Regions from separate parts of the Mus musculus genome. Here region 2 is linked to region 1. Evidence: chromatin loops called from intact Hi-C (ENCODE). Cell type or tissue: heart. All regions are shown on one strand. Links, peaks and the distances in the headings refer to the core of each region. The heading gives the core; the rest is flanking DNA. Region 1 overlaps B230217O12Rik (RIKEN cDNA B230217O12 gene). Region 2 holds the start of Ablim1 (actin-binding LIM protein 1).

What was found. Peaks named below come from ENCODE experiments on the same cell type or tissue, not always from the same donor. Only the 100,000 strongest peaks of a DNase experiment are listed, where the experiment ranks them.
Region 2: it touches region 1 in a loop (2.0-fold over the local background); 1 of 42 quality-filtered maps calls a loop at or near these places.

The regions. Positions count from the first base shown.
Region 1 is chr19:57,324,507-57,336,818 of GRCm38, reverse strand. B230217O12Rik (RIKEN cDNA B230217O12 gene) reads left to right here. Exons shown (of 3, transcript NR_040316.1): 2 at 12,022-12,223. Gm50270 (a long non-coding RNA gene) reads right to left here. Exons shown (of 3, transcript XR_003952853.1): 2 at 8,517-8,664; 3 at 5,595-6,606. Among named protein-coding and RNA genes, the nearest start is that of Gm50270, 7.1 kb to the right of the region's middle. In heart, for the core only: CTCF peaks have their summits at 6,332 (motif pointing left) and 7,737 (motif pointing right); no DNase peak of the experiment used is centred there.
Region 2 is chr19:57,204,769-57,217,080 of GRCm38, reverse strand. Ablim1 (actin-binding LIM protein 1) reads left to right here and starts at 1,049. Exons shown (of 26, transcript NM_178688.4): 1 at 1,049-1,367. The coding sequence starts at 1,124. In heart, for the core only: a CTCF peak has its summit at 5,223; DNase peaks (open chromatin) are centred at 4,455 and 5,140; H3K27ac peaks cover 913 bases.

The DNA.
Region 1 (12,312 bases), core at 5,261-9,260:
ATAGAAAATTTAAAGTTTAGAATAGCCAGAGCTACATAGGTAAGAAAGGAGCAGAGTGGGCCCTAAGTGTTACCAGCATGTGACTATAGTAGCAAGAAAAGTAGGCTTGGGACAAGTTAATGATCCAAGTTCCTCCACCCTGTGATCTGGGAGCATGGCCACAGGTTTTGGTGTGCACTGTGAAGAGGAAGCTCATGAACAAAGAGTAGGTAATTTCCTTGAATATAAGAACAGGGAACAGATGATCAACCTGTTTAGACGACCAAGATTTTAAAACCAAGACTTAAGATAGATGACTTGTTTCTTAGTAAACACAACTTGTCATCAGCAAAGCATAGGGGAAACACTTGCTACCATATATCTGGTTTGCTTAAACTTTGCTAAATCCATAACATGAAAATGATTGCTTTGGGGTTACAATGAAGTTGCGGAAAGACAGATGAGGAATATATTTTTAGGTATAAGTTTCAAAGGAAGAATATGTAATCAGTCCTGTTGGAATTCCCCTTTTGTGTGATGACTTTCAAATGTTTTTTGAGGAATATTTTTTGTGGTGATTGTTTTTAGAGAGTACGTAACTTGTGGCTACGAGGTCATTTTCCTCTTACATAGAAAACTTTGTCTTAGGGGTTACAAAAGGGCTAAGGGAAAAAAAATAACGTTATTGGAACCCGCTGGTTGGAAGCTCTGCTCCATCCACCAAACCTGTGGTTGGTGCCTGCTCACTGGAGTTTGCTTCATCCACCAAAAATGTGTGTATGTATGTGTATATGTGTAAAGTGGTTGGAGCTTTGCTCTATCTACCCAGAGTGTTTATGTGTGTGTGCGTGTGTATGTATGTATGTATGTATGTATGTATGTATGTGTGAAATTGTTGGAGCTTGCTTGTTGGAGCTTGCCTTGCTTCATCCACTCTGTGTGTGTGTGTGCATGAGTGTGTGACACAAATTCACACACAAATGTGTATAAACACACATGAACACACAAACATATGCTGGTGTACCCACAGTGCATATTTACACATATATACACACATGCAAACATACTTATGCACAACACATATGTGAACACAGGCACACAAACCCATGCACACACATGTATACATGCACATGTATGCATACACATGAACTCATATGCAAATATATATACAGATATATAGATGTACACTCCTGTATACCTGTGTATGCACACCATAAACACATATTTATACACACAAGTATAAACACATGTACACACATACACACATGAGCACTAAACATAGAACCAGCCTTCCATGTTCTGAAGTATTGGAAACCGTCAGCCGAAGTAAACCTTCCTTTTAAAGCTCCTTACGTCAAGGCGAAGAAAGGCTGACTAACATGCTTTCTAATGTAACACTTTTTAAAAAACATGTTTAATTTATTATTTGTGTGAGCATGCACATGGGCATGCAGGTGCCTGAGGAGGCCAGGAAGGTGTCAGGTAGCCTGGAGCTGGAGGCACAGGCAGTCGGAGCCTCCCAGCGTGAGTGCTGGAAAGGGGTTCTCTACAATTGTAAACAAGCTTAACTCTCTGGCCCGCCCAGCCCAGTGTGCTGCTTTTATGCAGATTGCTTGTTCTCATTTGTTTTGACTCCTTGAAGTACTGCGCTATTACTTATAATCACTTACTATAAATTTGACTTTAAAAACCCTTATGAGAAGCTGTAACTACATAATAAAATGATCATAAATGATATCAAAAGCTAGATAAGCTAGGAACGTCTATATACTCCAGGCTAGTAAACTACCCAGCAAAAGAGAGGTTCTGACGAGAATGGGAAGCTTGCAGTTTGTCAGGGAGGAGCAAGATGGGAGGAGAGGCAAGAGTGGTCCCACAGCTGTGGTAAGATGCTTGGACCTTCACACAGAAGGAACACCGAAAAGGCTTAAAGAGCAGCACGCAGTCAGTGTTATAGTCTACATTGTAAAGTCTTGGCAGAGGTAGCAAACAAGACTACAGAATGTCCGGGAATATGAATTTCATACAACAGCGAGTAACTATTTTTAAATATTCGGCTATGTTTTACCTGGTAAAGATAAAGAGTATAGAAATGTTTTATTAGAATAGGTGTGTTACCTCCTTCCAGCCTAGCAAGGCTGGCTGTGACCATCCGCCTCTGCTTGAGCGGAGCCACCTGCTGTGCTGCTCTTTTGATGTGCCACTACCAGCCTGAGGCCCAAACTGCCGGAGGCCTCCGGTTCTCTTCCAAGAATCTTCCGGAGTTAACACCGAACTGCCATCTTTGCGAGTTCCCACTAGAAGGCTGACCTATCTACTTCTAAGGAACTTGCTTGGCTAGGGACGGGCCTCCCCTTTTCTTTATAAAGCGTGCTTGCTGACATTAAAATTGAACCTTGAACAGAAAGCTTGTCTTGGTTCCTTCCTTATCTCGCGCAGCCCAGCCCTTCTTCTCTTCCAGGTTTCCAAAATGCCTTTCCAGGCTAGGACCCAGGCTGTGATCTGCTGGCCAGACACAACATAGGTGCATTCTGTGTAATGTAGGAAGCTATGCTAACAAATGATTTTCTGTTCTGCGTTGAGATAGCGTTCTATTCTGTCACCTGGCCTAGATTCTTCCTGACTATGTCCTCTGAGCATGTGTGACTTCCCGTGTGTACCACCACACACAGTAACATAGACCGACTGTTGACACAGATTAAAACTTACATGAGTTGTATTTTGTATGGTAACAACTTTTTTTTCCCCTCCATTTTTAAGGGTCTTTTAGTATAACCAAGGCTGTCCTTGAACTCCTGACGTCTGCATCTTGAGCACTGGGAATTCAGATTCTTCTCATTTTTCTGTAGTTATAAAATAATTAAATAAATCCCGGTAGCCGCACATTCCTCGCTACCGGCCCCAATGTTCTAGGTTTCCAAATGGAAGACACAAGTACAGCCTTTATATTTTGATATGCCTTAATCAACTCAGTGGCTGGGCCACTTCCTAACCTCCATGCGGTTAACCCACCCCCTACCCCCGTCCCCCTCCCGCCATAGTCTTACATTCTATCTTGGCTGCTCTGGACCCAGAGGGCTGCCCAGCTGGGCTTTCTCTCCCCGTTCATTCACATGTCGGCCATGCCTCCCTGTCCTCCACTCTCCTCAGGCATGGCAGTTCTCCTTTCTTTCTTCTCCTTCTCCTTCTCCTTTCTCAGTTCCTAGCCCTGGAATCCTAAATGTTCTGCCTCTGTCTGCCCTGCCCAGCCATTGGCTGTTGGCATCTTTGTTTACCAATCAGAACCAACTGGAGGCGGGGTCCCTCAGTGTCTTATGCATAGTGTAGACATTCCTGTAAACAGGTTGGGGGGGGCATAATTAACATGAGAATGCAAGCAGCTACATTTTTCTTCTGAAAAAAAAAACTATTTAAAAATTATTTATTTATTTTGGGGGGCAGCAGGGGACCCATGCCTTGCGTGCATGTGGGAATCTGAGGATAACTTGTCAGACTAGGTAGTAGGCACGTCATCTGTGGGGCATTGGGCTGTGCACAGACAGCCTGGTCTCCAGTCAAGCATAGGTCTTGAACCCTGGGGGATCCAATGGGTGGTGATCGATCATGTCTCCTGGACCCCTGGCTCCTGTCACCCCCACAGCCTCTGCAGGAATGATGTGTAACTATCAGTCACGTAGACAATGTGTCCCAAGCTCCTGGCATTCTGGCTAGACTCCACCCCCACAGTTACCTGACAATAGCCAGGTATGCTCCTCCCCACAGTTACCTAATAGCCTAGCCCACTATAAAAGGGACTGCCTGACCCCTCCTCCCTCTCTTTAAGCTTTCACCTTTCTTACTCTCTTCTCTAGACCTCCTTCTCTCTCTCTCTTCACCCCTCTCTCCACATGGCCATGGCCAGTGTCTTAGTCAGGGTTTCTATTCCTGCACAAACATCATGACCAAGAAGCAAGTTGAGGAGGAAAGGGTTTATTCGGCTTACACTTCCATATTGCTGTTCATCACCAAAGGAAGTCAGGACTGGAACTCAAGCAGGTCAGGAAGCAGGAGCTGATGCAGAGGCCATGGAGGGATGTTCTTTACTGGCTTGCTTCCCCTGGCTTGCTCAGCCTGCTCTCTTATAGAACCAAGACTACCAGCCCAGAGATGGTCCCACCCACAAGGGGCCCTCCCCCCTTGATCACTAATTGAGAAAATGCCTTACGGTTGGAGCTCATGGAGGCATTTCCTCAACTGAAGCTCCTTTCTCTGTGATAACTCCAGCTGTGTCAAGTTGACACAAAACCAGCCAGTACAGCCAGCCTCTCTCTTTCTACCTTCTCTCTTTCCACTGCCTTTCTACAATAAAGCTCTAAAAACCAGACTGTCTCTGCTCATTAAGCCCCCCCCCCCCTTGCTTGGACAATGGGATAGGTTTTCCCCTAAGGAGCTGTGTCTAACCTCCTGCCAGAAGGCCTTCCTGTGCTCCAGCCATGGACCAAGGTCTCTCTCCTGCATGAGAACCATTCAGTGTCCCCCCTCTCCCCCTGCCCTCTCCTCCTTTTGGCCCCGGGGGCTAACAGAGCTATTCTCATTCTGTTCTCAGCTCTTCCGCAGTATCCAGCGGTGTCTGGGATGCCCAAAACTGAGAACCTGGTATCTAGGACTGCCCCTCGTCCACCACCTGCCGAGCTGGGGTCTAGTGGCTTCACACAGCCAGACACCCACCCGGAGCCACGTGGAAAGGCATGCAACAGTCTGCCTGCCCAGAGCACTGGAACTCTGGTAGAGGGAGGGTTTTCTCCCACTCCATCTTTCCTCCACACACACTGCCCCACAGTCATCCACTGAGCCTTCTCATTGGCACCTAGGTTTCCTTAATACATGCCCTGAAACATGACAGCTTTCTTTTCCAAATAAAATCTGTAATTGGCATATACGGTATTGGGTTTCATTATGGCATTTTTCATTTCTTTTCTTTCTTTCTTTTTTGGTTTTTCGAGATAAGGTTTCTCTGTGTAGTCCTGGTTTTCCTGGAACTCACTCTGTAGACCAGGCTGGCCTCAAACTCAGAAATCCACCTGACTCTGCCTCCCAAGTGCTGGGACTAAAGGTGTGTGCCACCACTGCCCGGCAATTATGGCATTTTTCAAACACTTTTGTTGTTGGTGGTGCTGTTGATTCTCCACTCCCCTCTCGCCCACCCCTGACCTCCTGTGCCCTCTCCCCCTCCCGGCATGACTTCTACGTTTGACCAGGTGGGGTTTTTGTTTGGTTGTTTGGCTTTTTTTGGTTTGGTTTGTTTTTTAAATAGTATACATTAATTGTAAAAAGCAACAGGCTTCATTATGATATTTTGTCACAGGACATGTGGCAGTTTGAAAATATATCTCATGGCTGCCTCTGTGTTTCCTGGCAGGTGGCAATCTGATTGGATAAGTTCATAGGCGCTGCGCAGCAAACTCAAGTGTGCACTGAGCTCAATGCCTGGCAAGCTCAATCCGAGGCAAGCTCAAAACGAGGCAAGCTCAAAAGGCAGCAAACCCAAACTTAATGTTGTGCTATACAAGCCATGCATCTACTAAAACACTCTAAAAACACATACATAGAGTTTTTTTAAAAAAGACACACACACATTTTGAAAGTACGCCAAACTCAATATAGTTCTCATTTTTCCATCTATCATTAAACAGATTTAAATCCACATGGGGTCCAACTCTCACCAGTCATAGAACTTTCTATATTTCTCTGTATTTCTAGGGGTAGCATGCACTTCTTCCACGATGCTGTGAATGGGGTCTCTTTTCTTTGTATTTTTGAACAGATTATGTGATGTGGCTATTGTTTTTATATGCTTTTGGGGGATTTATCTTGTACTCTGCTAGTCCACTGGGGCATTGCTAGAAATAACTCAGATATTTTGTCGAAGTGTCTGTAAATCCCATGCTTTCCTCTCTATCTTCAAATAGCAACAATGAACGACTAACTATGGGACCTGGTGAGATGAAGATCTTACGTTTAGTGGGTTAAGACATCTGCTGTCAAACCTGCCTGGGACCCACATAGTGGAAGGAGAAAAAAGATTCTTACAGATGCAGGTTGTCTGTCGTCTGACCTCCACACATGCCCTGTGACATCCCCACACACAGACACATGCACATGTGCACACGATAAATAAATAAGTAAGTAAATAAATAAATAAATAAATAAATAAATGTGACTGAACAACAACATGACTCCAGGGGTGACAGAGATGGCTCAGTGGTTAAGAGCACTGGCTGCTCGTCCAGAGGACCTGGGTTTGATTCCCAATATCCACCTGATTGCTCACTGCTGCCTGTGACTCTAGTTTCAAGGGATCTGACACCCTCTTCTGGCCTCCAGAGGTATCAGGTAAGTGGTATAGATCGTGCAGGCAAATGCCCGGACACGTAAAACAAAAATAAATTTAAAGAACCCCCTAAAACCAAACACCTGTGATCCTACTTAACGTAGAGGAGAAATCCGTGTGCAGATAGATGGTCACCCGGCGAGGGAGCGGCCGTGGTCATGAAGTTGGTGTTCTCAGGCGAGGCTCATCACGGTATCCCGATGTGCTGACCACTGCATTTCCCCCAAATCTGGGAGGCTCATAGCTTGCACTTTCCCCTGACATACAAAAGGAGAGAAAAGTTGTTCCTATCAGTGTGGGGGGTTTTGTTTTTTTTTTTTGTTTGTTTGTTTTTGTTTTTTTGTTTTTTTTTGGTTTTGAGGCAGGGTTTCTCTGTGTAGCCCTGGCTGTCCTGGAACTCACTTTGTAGACCAGGCTGGCCTCGAACTCAGAAATCCGCCTGCCTCTGCCTCCCGAGTGCTGGGATTAAAGGTGTGCGACACTATGCCCGGCCAGTGTGAGATTTTACAGGCACTCAAAACTGTTATTATAAATGACTTCATGCTAGAGTTCAAAATACATGCCTAATCTTATCATGTTTACACATAAATAGTACAGAATGGCAGAAACAGGATCCTGATTGTATATTGCATCCACACCTACCTCCCATTAAAGAGTCTTTTATCCTTTTCTCCTTCCTCCCTCCCTTCCTCCTTCCGTCTCTCCTTCCTTCCTCCCTATTTCCTACCCCTCCTTTCCTCTCTCTCTCCCACCCTCTCTTCCTCCGTCCCTCCCTCTCTCCCTCCCTCCTTCCCTCCATTCTTCCTTCCTTTCTTCGAGGCAGGGTATCACTATATATTGCTGACCTGGAATTTGAACCCACGGAAAAGTCCTGCCTCTGTCTCCCAAGTGCTGGGATCAGTGTGATGCACGGGTACACCCAGCATTAAAATTATCATGCTTATTATTATCACAGAACCCTATCTTTGTACAAAGCTAAAGACCGAAACACCCCTAACAGATGAAATCTAAGCAACTCATCCACCCATCACTGGATTCCAAAGAAGAATAAATATAATTTTTCTTACTTACTTTTTAAAGTATAGTTAACTTTGAGTCTCAGTAGGATAGCTTTCAGATTTTTATCAAAAACTAACGTCACCATCATCTGATTCCTTATCATGAGTAGTCCTAACAGAGTGTGCCTTACTGTTCCAAACACCGGGCTCAGTCCCAGCCCATATCCAGTGCTGTGAACCAATGAAGAATTAGAATCTATGAATATGAGTTTACAAGGTAGCACCTTTAGGTGTTTAGGTTCACAGTTATTTTAATGTGTGCTGATTCATAAGCTGTAAAATGCAACACAAGTCAAAATATTTATTTGAGGTGCAGATGTTACACTAGGTGGCGCTATTTGGCAGCGTGAAACCTGTGTTGATTCCCGAAAATAAGGTTTTCTTTGTTTCGGTATTCTATGAGGCAGGGTCTCTCTACTTAGCCCTACTGATTTGAAACTCGCTGTGTCGAACAGCCAGCTCTCAAAGTTGAGTCATTTCCCCTTCCTTTGTGTCTTGAGCGTTGGAATTACCGGCGTGAGCCGCCACATTCTGCTAGATAATGGTTCCGTTATACTTTGCCATACTTTACAGTTATTCCGAAGGTACACAAAGCAATTCAGTTATTTGTGATTTTAAAGTAATAGGCTTTTAACTTAAAAATAGGGGTCGACAGAAGACTGCAAGTGGAAAACCCACCTGTGATTCTACGTTGCGATATCTTTTGAGCTTTATATCTCTATGGTGCAGGAACCTCACAGAGAGGCAAGTCCCATGCCAGACCTTGACCTTCCACTCCCATGATGCTCATCGAAATGGGACTCATAATCTCACTGAGCTGTAGGTATTTGTGGTTTTCTCAGTTTTGACTCTTCTTCCTCCTCCAGGTTCTATTCTTTTCATATTATTGTTTTACGTAGCGTGTGCGCACGCACGCACGCACATAATTGTAATTTGTTTGTGTTTACCTACCCTTCTCTTCTGTCCCTTCCTGCCTTCCCTCACTGGCCAGCTCTCCCCCAGAACAGTTACCCTTCCTCTTCTATGTCATAGCTATAGATACTGATGTAGACTCAACAATAAGAAAACATTGCAACATTTTGTCTTTCCCCATAATCCTCTCTTCCCACCTTTTCCTCCATTCACTTTGGCCTCTCTTCTATAGTCAGCACCTCCAAGCACACACACGATTCTTCTTATGTGGAAAGTTGAGACGTCTGCTTTTCCAAGTCTGGCTTATTTCTCTTAACATGATGGTCTTCAGTTCCATCCATTTTTCTGGAAAAAAAAATCACACACTTCATCTGTCATCACAGCTGAATAAACACTCTACTGTGTATAAATGCCACTTATTTATTTATTTATTTATTTATTTATTTATTTTTGCCCACCATCTGTTGATAGGCATCTAGGCTGGTTCCTTCCTTAGCTGTTGTGAATAATTCAGCAATCAACACCCACACACAAGTATCTCCCTGCTCTGCCAACTAGGCTACTTTTAGTTTGCTGAGAAACCCCCACACCTTTGAGAAACCATGCTGTACCAGTCAGTCTATATTCCCTTCAGCATAAATAAAGGCCACTCCCACTCCCTCCCCACATCCTTGCCACAGTTTGTTGGCATTTGCTTTTCTGCTGACTGAGGTGAGATGAAATCTCAATACAGTTTTAAGTTGCATTTTCTTGACAGTTAAAAATGAACATTTCTCCTCCACTTCTCTTTCTCCTCCTTTCCAAGACAGGGTTTCTCTGTGTTGTCCTGAAACTCATTCTGTAAACCAGGCTGGCCTTGAACCCAGAGATCTGCCCTATTCTGCCTCCTGAGTGCTGAGGTTAAAGGTGTGCACTGCCACGCCTGGCTGAACATCTTCAAGTATTTATTGGACAATTTGGCTGTTCCATAATTCAGAACTGACCCTTGCTGCTGTCTCCAGCAATGTGCAGGATGCCAGATTCAATCTCCCTGTCTGCATCTCCTGCTCCTCTCTGCAACTGCATTGTCCTGAACCCTGTACCGATGAGGACTGACAGCTAATTGTGCACACCTCTTTCCAAGTCCAGGTTCAATAGGCTCAGTAGCCTGGAATCAGGTGAGGGGAGGGTGTTTATGCCACGGAAATCAGCTGATGCTTCAAACAGGAGTCTCTCTTCCTAAGAGCCACTTGTTAACTGTTTGCCTGCACTTGGAGAGATGGTGGCTGCCATCTTGTCTTCACAGCTTCTCTCCCATCCCAGTTTCTCTTGTCTCAGACTTTGTTTTTTATTAGCATTCTCCTGGACTCAGTTCTGGGTCTCTCTCCTCCCTTTCAAACATTAGCTAGCTTCAAGAACAGTCTTACTAATTCCCACGTATTTAAATGAAAACATTATCAGGAGTACCACATTCAGATAGGTGTTTCTTTCTCCATACCCTCTCTTGTGACCCCTCCCCCATTACCCTCTCTTGTGACCCCTCCCCCATTACCCTCTCTTGTGACCCCTTCCCCATTGCCCTCTCTTGTGACCCCTCCCCCATTACCCTCTCTTGTGACCCCTCCCCCATTACCCTCTCTTGTGACCCCTCCCTCTATTCAGACTCCTTCATCACTCAGCTGCAGACCTTTAATATCAAACCATGAATATGAATTTGTGTCTCACGGACGGACAGACAGACAACACAAACGCATGGCCAGAGCAGAGTCTCAGACTTGACTGCACAATGTTTTCTCTTTCCTCTTTTCCATCCCACTGGACGCGAGAACCATACACTCTTCTGGTTGAAGCCAGAACCCAGAGAGTCAGCGGACCTTCTTAACTCTCATCAAATCAACAAACCCTGCCCCAACTCTACCTCCCAACTGTTTTTGACTTCGCACGTGTGCACGCATGTGTGTGTGTGTGTGTGTGTGTGTGTGTGAGAGAGAGAGACAGACAGACAGACAGAGACAGAGAGATAGTGAGAGAAAGAGAGAGGGGGAGAGAGAGACAGAGAGAGGGAGAAAGAGACAGAGAGAGGGAGAGAGAAAGAGACAGAGAGAGGGAGAGAGAGAAGAGAGAGAGAGGGAGAGCGAGAAGGACCTCCAGACAGTTATGTGCTTCCAGCTAAATCTTCCTTCAGTCTGTACCCTCTCTGTTCTGATCTTCCTTACGGGATTAGGACAGAACTTTCTGGAACTGCCTGCTCTACAGTCTTTTAACCTTGCATCCTGTCTCCTCCAGTGTTATCTTGTATGGGTAAGGGGCTGCCCCGGGCATCATTTCATTACGCAGCTCACAAAAGGGAGAGACTAGAATCCCTGACCCACTCTGGTTTTCTCAGGGAACTTTGACTTTCTTGGCTGTTCATTTCCCCCAGGGATCCCGAGGTGTGTTATCAAGGGGCCAGCCTGAGTTTGTTTTTCAACTTGTACCCTTTCCTAAAGAGGGGGTGGTGCAGAGTGCCGTCTGTCACTTAGGGTAGGTTTCCAGGAATTGCTCAAGCAATTCTGTCGTCTGTGACTGTGAAAGGATAAGACACCCACCTTCACTAGAGGGCGCACATGAGCCACTGTGAAAAGAAATTCTCTCTCTCTCTCTCTCTCTCTCTCTCTCTCTCTCTCTCTCTCTCTCTCTCTCTCTCCTTCCCTCCCTCCCTCCATCCTTCCCTCCCTCCCTCTTTCCCTTTCTCCCTCCCTCCTGCCATTCCCCTTCCTATCTCTCTACGGGGCTAGTTGGGATTACAGGTGTGAGCCACAAACCCGTCCATTCAAGAGTAATCATTGCAGGAATTCCATTAACAGTAGACTTTGAAAAACTTCAATGACTAGCAAATGAAAACTGAGGCAGCCTGAAATAAATACTATTGACTGCACCACCGACCGAGGCAGCCTCTGAGACTCAGAAAAATCTTCAGGATAAACTGGTAAATGAAAATGCGCTCTGTAGGGTCAGTATGGAATAAAAGAAGTCATGTTGTATTGTGTGTGTCCTACCATCACACATGGGTGTTTGTAAAGGAGGGAGGTTGTGAAGAAGGATAGCTAACAGACGTAGATCTTAAGCATCCCTCAAAGGTGGGTTAAAGGTCGGTCCCCAGCTTTAGGTACATGATGGTGCATCCCAAAGGGACTGTGAAATTCTGGTCCATGGGGCAAGAGGACACCAGATGGAAGAACTGGTAAAATCCCCTCAAAATAAGATTGAACCCCTTCTTTTAAAAAACTAAACACCTATCTCAAAGTATCGCTCCGTGGCACCTCAGTCTTCTAGCAGGCTGAACCATGAAGTTCAGGTCTCAGTGACTTGTCCCCAACCCTGGATCAGAATTGCTCCCAGTAGAGAAGCCGGTGCTCCCAAAGGCAGGCTTGGATGGTAGCGCAACCCCGGCAGGCTTCGAGGGTAGCGCAGCCTTGGCAGGCTTGGATGGTAGCGCAGCCTCTGCAGGCTTCGAGGGTAGCGCAGCCTTGGCAGGCTTGGATTAGGTAGCGCAACCCCGGCAGGCTTCGAGGGTAGCGCAGCCTCGGACAGAACACCCTCCAGAAGCTTATGGTGACACAGCAGACCCAAACTCAGCCGTATTCTCCTGCCTGACTCCCAGGAGGGGCAGAACCTGTTTTCACCCCTGCCCTGACCACCTACACTCATTCTCCTGTACCCTGACTTGTCTCAATCTCCCAGACAGAAAGCCCGGAACTGGCAACCAGGACCAGAGACTTGGAGGCTGGAAGTCAATAACCAAAGTGCCAGCACAGACCAAGCTGGGAGGACTCCATTCTGGATTGCGGATGGCCACCTTCTTGCCAGGAGTCAAAAGTGAGCAGCAGTGCCCACCTCTTGGTCATGCAGGGTGAAGGACTGAACCAGGGCTTGTGTTTGCCAGGTGAGCTCCACCCACTGAGCTTCACCCCCACCCATTCTCTCACATCGCACACTGCCATTCTCACATTTACTGCTGTCTTCCCCAGCATA
Region 2 (12,312 bases), core at 2,857-6,856, 120 kb after region 1:
CAGTTCCATTTTACTTAAAGGGTACGATGTTCTTTGTTTTGTTTTGTTTTGTTTTGTTTTCTTTTGTTTTGTTTTGTTTTGTTTTGTTTTGTTGAGACAAGTTTTCTCTGTGTAACAGCCCTGACTGTCCTGGAATTCACTTTGTAGACCAGGCTGGCTTTGAACTTACAGAGATCTACCTGCCTCTGCCACTAGTTCCTGGTGCTGGAACTAAAGGTGTGGGTCACCAGGCCAGGCTCCCAATGAAAAGAAAATTCTATAAGAGTCCAGTAGCCCAACAATAGGAGAAGGAGCATAGATGTAGTCACTCTGACCTGTCACTGTTGTGTGGCTGTAGAATGTCACATGGTGTACTTAACCCTACAGTTGTAGACTTCACAACAATCATAAGCAGGGCTCCTTTCGTGTGTCAGAGCCCTAAGTCTCCGAGGAAGGACCTCCTGGGGTTGACTTTGTGAAAGCACGAAGCTACTGCCCACACAATGCTCTCTCCCTCCTGAGTTAGTAGGACACCCAGGACATGGCTGAGACTGTTAAAACACTTTGGCTACTGAAATGCAGCAGAGTTCATGACGTTCGGGGAGAGGATTCTCTAGAACATGCAGAGGAAGCAATTGCTTACCATGGCCTCCTGGAGTCGAGTCTGCCATTAATTAAAGCCGGGAGCTTCTGTTGAGACTCATGCGGCCTCTTGAGATTCCAAATGCTGGCACTCTTGCAGTTAATGCCTGAGTCTTTCCCTGGACCGCATTTGTAGATCGAATGCAGTCTCTGAGCCCAGTTAGACCTGTTCATAGCACTCTCGCCAGATAATAATAGAGATTCTAGAAATAGTTGCCAGATAATTCTTTTAGGTTATCGCTCTAGGTGGCGGTATTAATTTTGCTTTCCGATAGGAACTCCTGTCTCAGACTGCAGTCAGGAGTTCCTGGTGATGGCTGTTTTTATACATAATCATCTGGCTGCAAATATGGCTAAGCTCCTGAGGGTAATCTTTTAAATATGTCCTTCTTAATCTTCTTTGCTGGGCGGTGAGGGAAGAGATGCTAGGGGAACTGCTACTGGGGAGCCCTGCTTCCCGGGCTTCTGGGTCAGATCTTGATGTCATGTCTGCTATGCCAAGATGCCATCCTTGCTTGGGTTAAAGTGTCTGGGGAAATTGTGCAGCTCTGAGATAGGCAAAGTTCCCTCACCAGAGAGAGCCAGCCTCAGGAACTCCCACAGGAGACTGCTTATTGAGGACCTGAGTGTCCCCGAGACTCCTGACCCTGCTCATCGCAGGCGTGGCACAGTCATACATCTGGTCTATCTGTATTCTGCTGGCTGTGGTCCACCAGAGCTCAGGTTTAGCAGCTATGATCCATCCGGTAAGTACCCGAATCCCCTTTGACACAGGCTGTGTTTTGTGATTGACATAGGTATTAAAGTATCTCCCCCGCCCATTCCTCAGTGTCGTGCACTTCAAAGCATTATACATGTCCTTCATGTATAATGAATGGGGCAGGAGTAGGAGACATGAAGGCCCCGGCAGAAAGACAGTCATGCATCTTACTCTCTGGTCTTAGGATCTTTATAACAAATACATGTCTTTTGAGGCATGGCTGGAATAATTAGTGATGATGAGAAATACGATGCCAAAGAGCTCCTCCCCCAGTGTTGTTCTTAAATATGACCAAGAGCAGAAAAGAACAGCAAAGGGTGACCTATGCAAAGCTCGAGGTCAGATTGTGTTGCCACCTGAGAAAGGTTTGTCTAGTGGAGTGTTTGAAAGGACAGATGTGTTTTCATATTGAGAGAGCCATATTAACACTCTTCGGCCAATCTCATTATAATGTAACTGTTAATTCGATGGCTTGGGAAGGCCATGGAGAGAGCTTAGGATGGGGAGGGAGTCACTGATGTGGTATGTGTGTGTGTGTGTGTGTGTGTGTGTGTGTGTATACACAATATGTGTGTTCACAAGCATGTGGAGGTCAGGGTAGCTTCAGGGCACTGGTCAGAGAATCCACCTTGGTTTTTTAGACATCATCTCTTCATTGCCCTCAAAGAGTAGGTTAGGCTGAGTGGCCAGTGAAGGAACTCTTTCTGCCTCCTCATCTCTGGCACACACACACCCCAACACCTAGATTTCTAACTGGGCTCTGGGAACTGAACCTGGGTCCTGGTGGTTGGATGGCAAGTACTCCATCAAGTGAACTGTCATCACCCAGCCTCACTTACTGATTTGGACAAGGTCTCGGACTTTGGCGTTGTAATGGTACCTTTAGTGGCCTGGTGCCTTCCCAGCTGTTCATTGCCTGTCTAAATCAGCACTTAGATAAGGACAGGAGGCAGAAGGCTGTTCGTGGAGCTGACTCCTGTGAGCATAGACTTCCTAATTCATGGGCAGCTGGAGAGAAGGGCAGGATTGGAGGCAGTTTGGGTGAGGTGAGGGAATTCATTTGAACCAAGGTCTTTTGTATTATTGCAATTAATTTTAACAGCCTCATTGAGCTGTTAAGTATACTGCGTAATTTGCCTAAAGTAGGTGATTCAATATGTTTTAGTGCGCTTCCTGACACACAAGCCATCACCTCAGTGAATTTTTAATGTTTACATAATCTAATAAAATAAAATAACTTGATCCTCTAGTTATTACCTCTCCAACCCAACTTTTCCACCCCTACCCCTAGCCTTCAGGGATCAGCGATCCATTTTCTGTCTCTATAGATTTCCCATCCTGGACCTGGGTGCCTCTAATGCGTGATAATCTTCTACGTCTGGCTTCTTTCACTTGGCACAGTGTTCATCCAAGTTGTAGCAGCCACTGTTTCTTCCTTCATTATTATGGCTACAATAATAGCAGTTATTCCACTGTGCTGCCCCCAGTTTGTTTGTCCCTCATTATTGATGGACATTCAGGTTGTTTAAACCTTTTTAGCTAGTGTGAGTGATAGTACTATAAACATTCTTGTACAAGTTTATAGAGATGGTGAGTTTTTCTGTCTTCTTGGGTGTACGGGTGGAAGTCCAGGGTCACATGGTAACTCTCAGTTAAATCTGCTGATGAACTTCCAACTCTACAAAGTGGCTGCTCTGTTACATAGCCTCATCTGCAACATAAGATGATTCTAACTATGCTACATCATTATCTGATGTGTGTGTGTGTGTGTGTGTGCGTGTGTGTAAAGGCATGTGTGCATGTTTGTGTGTATATGGAGGGCCAGAGGTCAGTTCATGGTGTTTGTCCTTCGAAGATGTCCAGTTTGTTTTTTGAGACAAGGTCTCTCACTGAGACCTGGGGCTCACAGACTAGGCTCTGCTGGCTGCAGCAAGCCCCAGGGGTCTGCCTTTTTCCCTCTCCCCAACACTGGGATTCCAAGCACATGCCACCACACCGGTGTGTTTTTATGTTGACCATTGAAGATTGAACTTCGATCCTCACGCTTGTGTACTTTACCAACTGAGCATCTCCCCGAGCATTTAAGAGCTAGCTGTTTTATCGAGAATGAAGTGCTATCTCATTGTGGCTGCTCTGTGCTCTGACTATCAAGAAGAGCAGCATTAAAGTAGGACAAGGTAACAGATTCTCACTGGAGCTGATGGCCATGGTCTCTCCAGTGTTCTTTACCTCACTCCTCTGGGGTCATCGCTTTTAAAGAGAGCAAGGAAGAGAGATGGGAGAAGCCATTGCTCCCAATCCCAATTCATTTGCAAGCTGCCCGCTGGCCCTGCCTCTTGCAGTAGGCACTGCCTTCATATATTGGTTCCTCGTTTGGTATTTGCCAAACTCTATTTTTTTTTTGAGCACTCAAAAGCCTTATTCTACAACAAAGCTGAAAACAGAACCCAGATTTCTGCTGGAGTTCATACTCTGTAGTCAATGCTTTGTCGGCTTCCGCTGAAAGATGTCTAAGTGGATGCTTTTGGGATATCCAGCTGGTACTCTTGAAGATAAAATCTGTCAGGTAGGGGATGTCAGGTGATAATGCAGTCTCAAGGAGCCCTGGGTTACAGAAAGGGCAAGCCCAAGCCCGAGCCTCTCTCCAGCGTTCACATCCTAGCAGAGACTGGTGAGAGATCGTGAGATAGTGGAATGCTGTGCCTCTGAGTTGTGACATCTCAGAACTTGAGTGCAAGCTCTTCTTCTCCTTAACTGTGTCACCTCGGGAAGTTAATCTAAGTCAGAGTTTCCCTGAGAGTAAGGTTTGTAGGCAAATGTTATATGGTGTGGCAGCCTCATATATAGAGCCCTGGAAAAATACCTTTGTGGGGTCCCTGTCTATACAAACAAGTTGAGTCGCCTCAAAAGATATGGCAATAGCTTGTGAGAAAGATAAGGCACACTAGCCTGGGGTGTGGCCACTTACCAAGCTTCCCTTCTGGAATAAAGCCATCCCAGGTCCTTCTGTTCTGAAACTCCATGGACAGAATTCCTGGACTCCATTCCTCAGGGTCTGGTCAGCCATGCAGAGCACAAGAGAGGTCTTACCAGGGTCAGAGAGAGTACGAAGAAGAGGCTGGGATCCACCCAGAGGCACTATTGGCTCCAACTGGTCCAGTGGGAGACTTAGATACATTGAGAAGCATCAGGGCATGGGCCCTTCCTGCCCAGGTCTAAGGACAGTGTTGTCTACAAGGATTAAATCAGGATGAGCATGGCAAAGTGTTTGGCATTTGGACATATACACACATCCAGCAAATTTTGGCTACAATAACATTAATAGTTTATTTTAGAAATTATTTTGAACCTGGACTAGTGGAATGAGCACTGTTATCTCAGTGCTTAAGAGGTAGAGAGGCAGGGGGATTGTGCGTCTGAAGCCAACTTTGGCCACATAGTGAGTTCAAGGCTAGCCTGAGCTACATATGAGACCTGGTCTCAAAAAAAAAAAAAAAGCAAAACAAAAATTATTTTTGTGCTGCCTTCTATGGCTGTGAAGCAACAGAAGCAGAAGCCTGGTGTTGGTGTTGTTGGGCCTGGCACTGTGAGTGAATCACAGGAAATGGGGTTCCCAGGAAGCCACTGTGTGCTTGGAGCATCCTGTTAGGGACAGGTGCTCTGAGGAGACACCCCCTCCAGCACTCACGTGACTTCCTATGCTAGTGAAGCCCAGAGTGCTCATGAGCAGTTCCTGGCAGGGGACGTGGGGACATTTGGTAAAGTCCTCCTGAAGCTGCCAGAAACTGCTCAAGACGCAATGTGGCAGTTTCCTGTTGCTGTCTGGTGTTCAGCCCCTGCTGGAGCTACGCAGGGCTGCGTGCTTTTCATGGTGTCCCCACGTGTATCTAACCAGTTCTCCTTTGTGCTCCAAACAACCCTCGGAAGCTGGTGGGGGACGCATTTCCTTATTTAAGAACAGGAAAGGAGCAAGTAAGAAGCAAGGACCTGAGGACAAAATAGATACGCAGTAAACAGAGCTTCTGCTTGTGGCTCTCGCTCGTCTCAGACTGCGGAGCCCTGTGCCGAGGGACCATCTGTCATCCTCTGTGAGCCTACTGTGAGGTTATGCTCAATGTTCCTGTAACTGTCGGTTTTTAGTTTTCTATGTTTAGTATTTACAATAAGTTCACAAAGCCAATTCTACTTTTAAAATATTTTTATTTGTTCTTTGGGAACTCCACGTGAATCTATGATGTATGGTGATCATGCCTACCCGTCATCTCTGCCTCCAACTCCTCCTAGGCCCTCCACAGGTCCCCCTTCCACATTTATATTCTCTTTTTCTGTTTTCTTTTTTCCCCCATTAAACAGAAATGCATCTGTCTTCTTTTTTTTATTATTATTCTCTTTTTCAATGTCCCACTGTGTCCAGTTAGTTCCCACTGTGTGCTCATGGCTATGGGGCAAACACCGGGGCAAGGGTAACCTATGAGTTGTAAGGACTCCAAAGAAAGTGACTCTCCCTCCCCAACTGCCACCAACTGTTCCCCAGCTAGGAGTGAGGCCTGGAGAGCCACTCCCCATCCATGCTGGGGTTTGGACTGGCTTGATCTTGCAGCAGGAATACCTCTCACACCCATTTGACAGATGGGAAAATAGAGTCACACCAACACTGAGTGCAAGAGCCAGGTCTGGACCTGGCTCAGCCTGACATCTATGTCCACACTCTTTGTCATGGTGCCATGCTGCCTCTGGCCTCGCAGTATAACCACACAAACAGGTTATCCCCAGGTCTACTGGCAACGGGCACACCTGAGGTTTGTAATTAACTCATGAAATAGTTGTTTATGCCAGAAAAATGAGCAAAATCTGTTTCCCTAATTCATAAAACCAAGGCATTTTTCAGAATTATTTCTTCTCCTGCTACTACAGGAAATTAGAGTATGTATTACGTCTGACTTTTTTTCTGTCCTTGTGGACTCCAGGCACTGGTATAAAGGAATAGTTTATTTAGGCCAATTACCTTCTTGACAAGCAAACAAGCAGTGCATGGTGCTGTTATCCAAAGTGCTAAGGACACTGGGAGAGGATTCAGTCATTGTCATCAGTTGGGTTCAAATCTCTAAGCAGAATATTCTAGACTGGAGACTGAGAACAGCTTAGCCTTGGTCATCTTTTCCTTCTTCCCAAGGCCTCTGAGAGAACCTCGTGTGTGTGTGTGTGTGTGTGTGTGTGTGTGTGTGTGTGTGTGTGTGTGTATGTATATGTCCATGTATATTGTCTGTGCATGTATATGTGTTCATAAGTGTGTGCATGTGTGTACACATGTATGTGTATGTGCATGATTGTATGTGTGCATGTGTGTGCACATATGTACATCCTTCCTCCCTCCCTCCCTTCCTCCCTTCCTTCTTTTCTTCCTTCCTCCCTTCCTTCTTTCCTTCCTTCCTTCTCTTTATTCTGCAATAGGTGGGACTGAAATTAGGGACTTACACAAGCTCTCTACCACTGAGCTATCTTCCTGTCCTTGACAAAATGAACCCTGCTCTCACTAAGTTTCCTGGGCTGGCCTTGAATTCACACTATCACTTGGGCTGGCTTTGAACATGCAATCTTCTTGCCTCAGCCTCCCCAGTAGCTGTGATTACAGGTCAGCATCAGCAGGCCCAGCCATAGCCAGTTTTTTGTTTTGTTTTGTTTTGTTTTGTTTTGTTTTGTTTTGTTTTGTTTTTGGTCTTAGAAGAAAATGGAGTGAGGGAGATAAGAGAATTCATCCCTGCTGGACATCTTGGATGGTTCGCTTTCCCCTTCGATTTATAGTTACCAACCCCCGCCCAAGGCTCTGCTCTCATGTCGCTGAAACTGTATCTCAACCATCTCAACACATTACTGGAACTCAACTCTCAAGCTGAGCCCATCTGCCCCACCCGGCATTAACCCCGAACACCTGCAGCAGACCCATCCATGGATCTGAAGGGTACCTGCCACAGTGGGCATCTTCCTGTACCTGCTCTCCCAGATGCCCAGGTCACCTTCCCTGGTCTTCCTGCAACCAAGCAGGACTCAGATTAAGCTTTTTCCCCTCTGGAGAGACCTGTTCACACCTTCCCCTTCTGCTGCCCTCTGCTTCTCTAGTGTCCGACGTGTATTTCTGTTGGAGTGACCTGTGCGTAACCTCTCTCTTCAGTTTCTCCTGAGTCTATGGGGAAGGGAGGGGAGCCGTGTTTGTATTTTTAGCACATGATACTCTCTGGCATCCTGGAGGATGTGCAAGAGTGTGGACAGATGAATGCTCGAAGAAATGGGAGAGATGTTTCCCTTACTGCCTCACCACTGAGGCCTGGAGAAGTGGTCCAGTGACTCCAGAGGGGAAGCTGTGGGTTAGCTGCAAAGTCAGCCAGCTTTTGGTCGTGTGGCCTGGAAAAGTCACTTTATACCTCTGAGCCTTACTATTATAATATATAAAATGTGGCTAAAACCACTCCATTGCAAATAGGTCATGACCCTCTACAAGGAAAAATAAGAATATTTATATATTCAGTGGGACCTTAAAAATATTTGCTCCTTTTTCCCCCTACCCTTGAGATATGAGAGGATAAGTAGTTGCCTAGGTAATTAATGTAGTTATTTTCCACAGGAAAGAATACCAGAGAGGCCGGGGAAAGAAAAACGGGACTTGACATATGAACTGGAAATTAGATAAAATTAACCCAAAACGTGAGCAAAAGAAAATTATCCCGACAATTTGAATAACAATAGAAAAACAAAAGGCAGGCATAACCCACTTCGTTCTATCACCTGCTTCGCCATGCCTCGTTTTTATTTAATTTTGATTTATTGATAATTGTCTTGTGCTTCTTTATTTTATTTTCAGGCTGGGGAATGTAGGCAAGCTACTGTCGTCCCAGTAAATGTTCTCATCTAAGTCACTGATTTGAGGGGGTGATATGATAACACACTTGATGTGTTTTAGTTGTGTGTCCTGAAAGACTGATCTTGCGGCTGGAGAGTCATGCGATTGGAATCACGCATGTGACCTTTGTGGCTGACTGCTTCCAACCAGAACAGTGGTTCTCAACCTTCCTATTGCCGTGACCTTTTAACACATTTCCTCATGGTGTGCTGACCCCAGCCATAACATTTTTTATTGCTACTTCATAACTGTAATTTTGTTTCTGTTATGAATCATAATATAAAAATATCTGTGTTTTCCAGTGATCTTAGGTGACCCCTGTGAAAGGGTAGTTTCATCTGACCCCAAAGGTGTCATGACCCACAGGTTGACAACCATTGGGCTAGAGAGTATTTTCAAAGTTCATTGATGTTGAAGCATGCCACAACTCCGTTCTCTTTCCATGCATGAGTGATACCCCACATTCTATATGACCCATTCTGTCTCCGTGGATGTGTCCTACTCTACTGCACAGACATGCCACACTCTATAGAGTCATCTGCATCGCCTCTACTTTGAGGCCGTTGTAAATTGGACTTCTATGAACACTGTGTGTAAGACATTTTATGGCCGTATGCTTCCTGTCCTCTTGAGTATCTCTCTAGCAGTGGAATTGCTGGGGCATATGATAATCTGAATAGAATTTTTGAGAACCTTGTAGACTATTTTCCACAGTAGCCACATTATTTTGATGTGTGATATCTTACTGTTTAAGGCAGTTCATGGCACTACAGCATGTCATTTGTCAATTGTCTGTAACATTCTATGCAAAGGAAGCTGGGGTTTTCCTCTGTGGCATCGTTTAGCTGGTTTCTTGACTTGCTCTGCAAATGCCCTCTGGTAGCCCTTTGCTTGCTCTTTAGAAGTCTCTAATCATCCAGTTTGATAGCTATCAATGGTCGTTGAAACTCATCAATAAAATACAAGACAATTCTGACTCACAGTATCCAGAAAAGCAAACATTAGGCACAGTCCTAAGGGTTTGCATGCATCCTGCGTGAAGGAGGAGACGTCTCATGACATAGCATGAGACCTGTAAAGGAAGAAAGGAAGTTTTTGAGAGAAAGGTCAGATTCCTGGGGCTCTTTCCCTCTCTCTGTCCTGACCCAGAGAGTGTATAAGGTCATTTTTTATGTATATATCACTAGAATGTTCTGGGGAATTCTCAGTTCTCGTCCATATCTGTCTATTCTTTGAAGTGCTGATGTGATTCTAGTGTGTGGTGGCTGGATGTGTCCATCTTATCCATGTGACAGGCCCGACTTGTCCTTAAAGGGGACAGGCAACCTCTGCAATCACTTGGTAGACATCAGTCAGCACCACAGGGACAGTGGATACTGGATAAGTAGCTGCCGGGTTATCAAGGTCACCACTTGGTCCTGTATTATCCTCAATGGAAATACAGCGTGATGGTAATGTATTCACTAATGCTGCAACTGAACTTAACAGACCACAGCTCAGCTGCCCAATGTAAATTAGGAGTTTAACAAGGATGTGAGCAACCGTGCCTAACACTTTTTTATATTAAATCCCCACAAACAAACAAACAAACAAACAAACAAAGCAGGCATCGTTCAGTTCCATTTCTATAAGTAACAGCTGTTGGAGAAAGACGTCAAGTCCAGCCACCGTTTGAGGCTCTTCTGTGGCTGGAAACACTCACCTAACACTTGAAGGTTTTCCTTATCTCCTCCAAGGCAAACATTTCTTCTGCAAACCTGCAGAGCACGTTCTCGGTGTCTGGGATTCAAATCTCACTCCATATCGCTTTAAAATGTGTTAGGAACGTTGCTGTTTGCAGCATGAGAAAGTAATCCCAGGGAAGGCTCAGTTTCTGTCTCTTGGGTTCACAGGCCATTTCCAGCCTCATGGAGGAAATGCTTTGTGCCATAAACTCAGAAGATGTAGTGTTTATTAGCATAATGAATGAGTCAACAGTCTTTCATTTCTTTCAGAGTTTTATCCAATTAGCTTTCCATTATAGGTTTTGTGGCTCAGCACTAACTTTGTCCGTTAGTTGATTTTTTTTTTCTGTGCAGAAATTTATATCCAGCAAAGGTTCTCAGAGCCCTTATATTTTATTCAAGAAAGACCAAATGCGTTTTTCAGATCTCAATCCAAGAAAATAATTTACATTCAAAAGCATTTCTCTTTCTGTCTGAGTTTTTCCCCCAAACTTCAATAAATCAAACACATGAGCAAAGTGTTCTCTGTCTTCCTGGGGGGTTGCAGGAACGAAGGGAAGAAAACGGCTTTACAGGGCAGCTCTTGCGGAAATACAGTGGCATGGTGTTTGACACAGAGCACTAGTAATCACTAGTTAACCTGCAGCAACACAAAGCTGTTTAAGCATTTAAAAGAGAGTTCCTATACAGGTAAACACTTGGAATCTCATTATAAACAGCTCACGGCTCTGAAGCTTGGTGTTACAAGTCGTAGTCTCTCCCTAACACGTGACCACATCCTGGGAAGACACGTAGGGGCATATTTATTTATTAAGACCTTGCTGGTTCTGACCCCAATTATCCTAGCTACTTCTCCTGTACTCATTTACATATATTAAGGAGGTGGCTCTTAAGCCCAGTATGCATGCTTATAAATTTCACTATGTTTGCACAATAAAATTACCCCCAAAAATCATTGATTTGCTTGAGAAAAAACAGGTTCTGTTTGGTGAACATATTTGATCTCTTTGGGGTATTGTCCCATTGATCTATATGTAATATATATAATTATATATGATCTAACTCAGAGACTCCTTGAAAGTGGTCAGTGGATCAACATGAGTTCTTTTTTCTTTTTTCTTTTTGGCATAAAAGTATGGATAACTTAGATTGCCTTTTCTTCTAGGTGGCTCTAGATAAGCAGTCTGTGAAAATGTCCTACCCCTCTTCTTTCCACTGGATTTTCTTTAACACCCACCCCTGGGAACCTGGGTACATACTGAGTCCTGTACAAGCCTGTTTCTGGTCAGACCTAATTTTATGTTTGATGTAGATCCCCAGCACTGACCAGGGTGTGTATGTGTGTGTGTGTGTGCGTATTTGGGGTCTGCCATTGCCTTTATGCCTGAAAAGCTTTGGCTGAGTGTAAGGTTCTTTAGATAAGCTCTTCCCTTCCATCAGGGCTGTTCAGTGCAGGTCCTTTGTCCTTCACACACTGGTACTGCTGGGAGTCTAAGGTTATAGCACACGCATCTCTCTCTGTAGATGACGAGGATTTTGCTTTTTGGTTACTTGTTTTTATCCCTGACTGAATGTCTGGAGAATAACACTTCTGAAATCCAAAGCTTAGTCTTAGACCTGGACTAATTTACTATATAAAATTTTGTTAAAACATTACATGTCTACTGTTTACTTTGCAAGTTCGGATCTGTGTTTGCTCAGACATGTTGTATCTAACCTTCTCCTTAGCTTGTTTTGGTTTGTTTGACCTTGTGGAGTAAGTTTTAAGTTTTACCTTATATTTTATTGGTTTCTCAAGTGTTTTGGACTCTCTCTTCTTCATTCACTGAAATCATCTCAGACTTTTCTCTCCTCGGAATTCAGTACCTTATTGGCATCTCTTTTGTCCATTTCTTAATGTTGAAGTTCTCTTGGTCCTTAGAATTCGTTTTTTAACTCCTACAGTCTCTTTCCTTCCTCTCATTATTTTGTGCTGTGCTGTCTTCTCAGCCTGGAGATTTTATTTGTTTGTCTATTTGTTTGTTTATTTATTTACTTAGTGCCCTAATTCAGTTCCCTGCACCTTTGTGCTCTTCTCTTCCCTCTGGCCACTGCAGCCAGATCCTGGGCTCTGTGCTTGGAATCTTAAGTGGCTTCCCAGCTCAGAAGGAAACACCAAGGACCTAGCAACAGCCCTTCCACTTTTCACCACACACACACACACACACACACACACACACGCACAGACATACACACATGCACAGAGATACACACACGCACACAGACATACGCATACACATACACACATGTACACATACAGAGACATACGCATA